Linked DNA regions of Homo sapiens: region 1 is linked to region 2. The links are chromatin contacts, found by Hi-C in ENCODE. All regions are on one chromosome and are shown on one strand. The core of a region is the stretch at or near the end of the contact, and the rest is flanking DNA. Distances in the headings are between cores, read along the strand shown.

Region 1 (2,700 bases), core at 153-2,652, 670 kb after region 2:
CAACACAAACACACAGGCACAGCCTCCCAGCAGTCCGTTTCTCCCAGACAAGTAGCAAGACCAGCGAAGGGGTTTAAAAAGTCTGGGCGCCCCTGGGCACACGCACGGCTGAGACGCGCAGCCCAACCCGTCTCCCCTAGAGGCTGCAACCTACCCGGAACCCCAGGTCACCGCGGAGCGGCAGAGGCGGCCTCGGCCAAACGCATCGTCAGATAGATATGTGGCCCAGGGCAGCAGCTGGTCGCCGGGCGCTAAACGCCCCCCCTCCCGAGACCCCGCTTGTTGGGTGGCTCTGAATGTCCCCCGGAGGCCCAGCGGCACAGCCGGGCCTCATCCTCCAGCTCCTCCCGCGGGGGTCGAGCGGGGGCGCGGCCTCGCCCCCTTGGTCTCCCGCGGGAACCCGGCGCTGGCCCGCCCCCGCCTCCTCCCGCCCCCTCGTCCCGGCTGCGCGCGCCGCCGACTCACCGAGCGAAGCCTGCACCGTCTCGGCCGCGGAGAAGGCGAGCAGCGAGCCCTCTTTGGCCAGGAAGCCTTTGCCGTCCTCCGCGTCAGCCTGCAGCGCCTCCGCCTTGTCGAAGTTACCGCCGCCGGGCAGCGGCTGCGGCGCGAACTTGCGGGCCGCTGCCGCCTCCTGGTGCTGGGGCGACGCGGAGAAGCCGCCGGGGAGCGTGGCCATGAGCGTAGAGGTGAGCGCCATGCCCTGCGCCAGGCTGGAGCAGAAGCCTGTGGGCAGGCTGGGGATCTGGTGGTGAGGGTGTGCGGGCGGCAGCGCTGGCTGCAGCGCGGCCTGGGGCAGCGCGGGCGGCGGCGGCGGCGGCGGCGGCAGCACTACCGGCCGGTAGGGCATGAACATGGGGTAGCCGGTGTAGACGAAATGGCCGGGGCTGGGCTGCGGCGGGCTGCCGATCAGCGAGTCTATGCTGAAGGCGGTGCTACTCCCCAGCGGGCGCTGCATCATCATCAGCGACGGCGGGAACGCTGCGCTCATAGACGCGCTCGGTAGAGGCCAGCGAGAGGCGAAAAGTCCCCGCGCCGCGCCGCCGCCGGGAAGCCCGCCGGACGCCGGGAGCACCGCCGGGAGCGCCGGGCAGGGGCCGAGCGGGACCCGGAGAGCAGACGCCTCCGCCCCTCAGTCCTGGGCCCGCTGCATGCCGGGCGGGTGCAGGGGGTGTGCGGGGTGAGGCCGTGCGCCCCGGAGTGGAGAGGGCGCCCGGGCCCCGAGGGCTCGCCGGAGCCCCCGTCCGCCGCTTGCCCGTCGGAGCCCGCGCGCTTCGCGGGTTTGGCCCTCGGCCCCGGTAAGCTGCCGTCCGTCCGTCCGTCCCGCCGTCCGTCGCCTCCCGCGGGCCGCTGGGGAGCGCGCGAAGCCGGCGTACTTATCTCCGGCGGGCGCAGCCAGCACCTTTAAATCGCGCTCCTCTTTCTCATTCACATTTTGCCTGCCGCCTGGCCCGGCTCGCCTCACGTGGGGCTGGGCGCCTCTGGCCATTGGCTGAGCGGGGCGGGGGTGGGGCGAAAGCGGGGCCCCGCCCTTTCCACCCAAGCTGGCCTCGAGCGGGCTGCGGGCGCCACCGTCGGAGCGCGCGGGCCGGGGAGCCGGAGCCTGCATGCCTAGCCCGTGCCGCGCAAACTTGAGACGGGCGGATGGCACCTCCAAGGCTCGGACCTTGGGGCCCTGCAGCCTTGTCGAGGCCACCTCGAAGGGTAGCCTCCGGGGCCCGCACCCCCACGGCTGGGCCGGGGGCGCTTTATTTCTTTTACTGTATTTGCCATGGAACCAACCTGCCTGCGGCTCACTCCAGCGCTGGGTGCTCCGGCTGCGCCTGGGGTCCGGGCGAGGGTCCTGGAGTTGGGGGCAGGGTCCTGCCCCTCCGGAGCCACCCCCGGGGCGAAGGCTGGGAGCTGGCAGCGCCTGCCCGCCGCCAGAAACCCGCCGGGTTGCTCGCTGTAGGTCCGCGCACCGGGTGGGGCGGGGAGGCTGCTGCTTCCCCCATCCCGGGCTGGGCCCTCCCGTGAGCGATCCCGTCTCTCATTTTTCATGACATTCTTAATCATCGCACCTATTTACACACTTTGCCAGCGCGCACCAAAATAACAACCACGATAATTATGATAATAAAGAGAGTCCTTTATCTGCTCCATCCTCGGGGAGGAAGGGGGGAGTTGCTGTGCCTCCAGATTGTATAACGTGAGATTATCCTGATGAAAGCTTTATGATGTTTGCTCAAATAAAAGCTGCGTTTTGTAAATAGGCGCTAATTAAGCACGTTGCGAACGCAAGGAGTGCTCACCCTGGCGCCGCCGCCCGGTTTCCAGCGCGAGGACTCGAGGGCGCGCGGTTCCTCTTTGCTAACTGCAGGATGGAGCCGATCCCCTCAGGATGTTTCCCCTGTTCTCGACAACGGTAAAGACCCCCAAATTTGAAAGTAAGGGAATTTTGGGGTGGAGGGAAACTAGGGACGTACTTATCCCCTCTTCCATTTTCAAACAAAAAACTTTCAGCTCTTGTCTTCCCTTTAAAAATGGAATCACTTCTTGACAACGGCAGACCGTGCAGAGCGCACCAGCGCGAGCGGGGCTTCCTCGAGTCTCCAAGGCCCGGGCTTCAACTTCCCGGGTCTAGACGTCAGCCCTGAACCGCCAACAGCACCGGGTTGGGGAGAAGGAAAGAAGGGCATTGTTAGTTCGGTCATTAAAAATCAG
Region 2 (2,700 bases), core at 196-2,695:
ATATTCAAAGCCATAAGACAGGGGCGATCACAGCAAATAGCAAAGAAAAGAGGCCTAACCATAAGCCCTGGGGCCCTCCATATTTAGAGGTTAGGGGAGTAGAAGAAAACCACAAAAGGGACAGTGAAGCCAGAAACACAGCAGGAAGCCCTGGTGAGCACTGGGAGAAGGGGTTTCCAGGAGCGCAAGTGATCAGCTGCTGCTGATAGGTCAGGTTTGGTGAGGCCACATGCCTGCCTCTTGGTTACTAGAGTTACTTATGCGTGGACAGCCCGAGGCATGGAGTGATGACCTGTGCCTAAGTGTCAAGGAGAAGACAAGCAGGTCCGGAATGGTAAAAATGTCAGCACATCTTTGGGAAGTTGTGGAGCCCAGCCAGTAAGCCAACACGGCTGGATACCAGGGTGCTTAGGCCATAGCAAACTGCATGTGAGCCGGTGAAGGCTCAGCAGGCTTTAAACGGGGATGCCGGCCCGGCTGGCTGAGTTTCAGAAAGACCACGCCGATGGCTGGGGGCAGGGACTCAGCCAGTGTCCTCAATCCAGGACCTTGTGGGACCGCCCGGCAGCCAGTGCTTCCGCAAATCTGAAGGGTCCCATTTGCCTCAAAGCGGCGAGACGAGCCTTCCAAGCGCTGCTGCAGTGCGGTCCCAGCTCCGCGGGGGGTCCCCGGGGATGACCTAAATCGGGGATTGCGGTGGGACAGACGGTCCAGGGGCTAAGGAACCCCGTGGAGCAGGCAGCGGCGCTCAGGAGGCAGCAGCTTGAGATCCACGGCTCGATTTTTAAAAATTGTAAGGGAGAAGGATGCCTCGAAAGCCTCTGTGGTATTTTGTCGCATCTCGCACCCCTGTCTAAACTTCAGTCCACTCGTGGAGTGTGGACCCCCACGCCGCATGGGCTCAGGAGGCGCTTCGCCTTTGGAAAGAAATCGCATGTATTAAGGGAAAGCACGTGTGCTACTTTGAGAAAGGAGGCAGAAAGTTACCAAACGCGGGAAGGGGAGGCTCGCCAACCAAGCGAGGCCGTGGGACACTGGCGAGTCGCAGAGGCTCCTGGAGCCAGCCGCTTGGAAACAAACAACAACGCGGCGGGCGAACTCCCGGGCAGCCTCCCCCGTGCCGGGGCGCGGGGGCCGCCGCGAGAACCCGGGCAGGAGCTGGCAGGCGCGGGGCCTGGCCGGCGGGAGGGTCCCGCACCCCGGCCCAGTGTGAACACCCCGCGCACCCCCCTGGCCCGGCCCGCCGGGGGCGCGGACTACAAGTCCCAGGAAGCCCAGAGGCAGGCGCGGGGCGGGGCCTGGCGCAATTCCCCGGGATCCGGCGCGCTGGGAAGCGCCGAGGAGGACGCAGCGCCGGCGGCCGGAGGGCGGCAAGCGCGCGGGCAGGCGGGGCGCGGGCGCGGGCGCGGGCGAGGGCGAAGGCGGGGGCGGGGCCGACGTGGGCCGGAGCCCTGCGTGCCAGGGAGGGGGCCGGCCGGGCAGGCGGCGGGCGGCGCTCGGAGCGGGCTCCGCGGCTTGCAAGGCGCCTGCGACTCGGTCCCAGGTCGGCGGGCGGCGCACGGCGGGCTCGCGCGGGGGCCCCGGCGCGCCGGGCGGCGCAGTACGCAGCGCGCGGACCCACGCCACGGCCAGGAGCCCAGAGCAGCGCGGCCACACTGCCCAGGGGTCGGCCCTCGGCCCCGGCGCTCGGAGCGCGGCGGCTGCCTGGGCTTTAATGGCTGCTCCGCGGAGCAGCGCCTAGGGCTGGAAGGCGGCTGCGGCTCAGGAAGTCACCCGAGCAAGCCTCCTTCGGGGCCGGCCGCACCCGCCGCGGCGCGCTCCATGGGGGCGCGCTCCCCCCGGGCGGCCCGCTGACCCGGGACGCCGGGGCCCGCTCGCTCGCCGGCCGCGCGTCCCGGCCATGAACTGAGCCCGCGGGCCAGCCCCGCGCCTGCTCCGCCCGCGCCTTTCTTCTCGCGCCTCCTCCGCCCGCCGCCGGCGGGCCCGGCTCCCCGGGGGCTGCGGCGCCCCGGGCTCGGCGGCCCGCGGGCCCCGGGGCGCGGGGCGGCGGCGGCGGGGGGCGCGCGGCTCCGGGCGCGGCGCCTGCACCATGAACTACCAGCAGCAGCTGGCCAACTCGGCTGCCATCCGGGCCGAGATCCAGCGCTTCGAGTCGGTCCACCCCAACATCTACTCCATCTACGAGCTGCTGGAGCGCGTGGAGGAGCCGGTGCTGCAGAACCAGATCCGGGAGCACGTCATCGCCATCGAAGGTGAGGGCCGGGCCGCCTTGGGGCCTCGGGAAGGCACGGACGCCCGCGGCGCGGCGGGGGTGTGCGCTGTGTGCGTGCGGGTGTCCACACACGCCGGCCGGGGCACGCGGCTGCTCCGCCGAGGGAGCACTGCGGCGCTGCTTGTCTTGCAAGGCCGGGCGAGCGTCGCCTGCGCCCCGCCGCGCCGCGAGCTCCGCCAGGAAGATAGATCGTCAGCGTTAATTTGATCGTGGACAATAGAGTCTCTCCTGCGGGAAAGTGGCTCGGTGCCTCCGCGTCCTGGGCTGCCGGAGCGTCCCGGCCCAGCAGACGCCTGGGGGCAGCCGGCGGGGTCGGCGCCACCCGACCCCTGACAGGTTACCAGGCCAGGCCTGGGCGTCTTGCTGGACGTTGAAGACGTGTTCTGAGAAGTGCTGCCGCTGGGGGCGAGGCCCGGGCCGGCGTGTTT

The links. Hi-C counts contacts between places; a loop is a spot of excess contacts on that map. Pooled maps may share reads with other maps.
Region 1: a pooled map shows a loop between it and region 2 (14-fold over the local background). The contact joins the promoter of GBX2 here to the promoter of AGAP1 in region 2. A Hi-C loop is called at or near these places in 1 of 168 maps with a recorded cell type or tissue (endothelial cell of umbilical vein), 4 of 37 single-sample maps with no recorded cell type and 10 of 50 pooled maps.

The regions. Positions count from the first base shown.
Region 1 is chr2:236,166,984-236,169,683 of GRCh38, forward strand. It overlaps GBX2 (gastrulation brain homeobox 2), which reads right to left and starts at 1,403. Exons shown (of 2, transcript NM_001485.4): 1 at 466-1,403. The coding sequence starts at 988. GBX2-AS1 (GBX2 and ASB18 antisense RNA 1) reads left to right here and starts at 459. Exons shown (of 2, transcript NR_186035.1): 1 at 459-686. It overlaps LOC124906126 (a long non-coding RNA gene), which reads left to right and starts at 2,043. Exons shown (of 2, transcript XR_007088136.1): 1 at 2,043-2,401; 2 at 2,546-2,700. RefSeq lists an enhancer at 1-534.
Region 2 is chr2:235,492,598-235,495,297 of GRCh38, forward strand. It overlaps AGAP1 (ArfGAP with GTPase domain, ankyrin repeat and PH domain 1), which reads left to right and starts at 1,446. Exons shown (of 18, transcript NM_001037131.3): 1 at 1,446-2,252. The coding sequence starts at 2,090. RefSeq lists an enhancer at 2,700.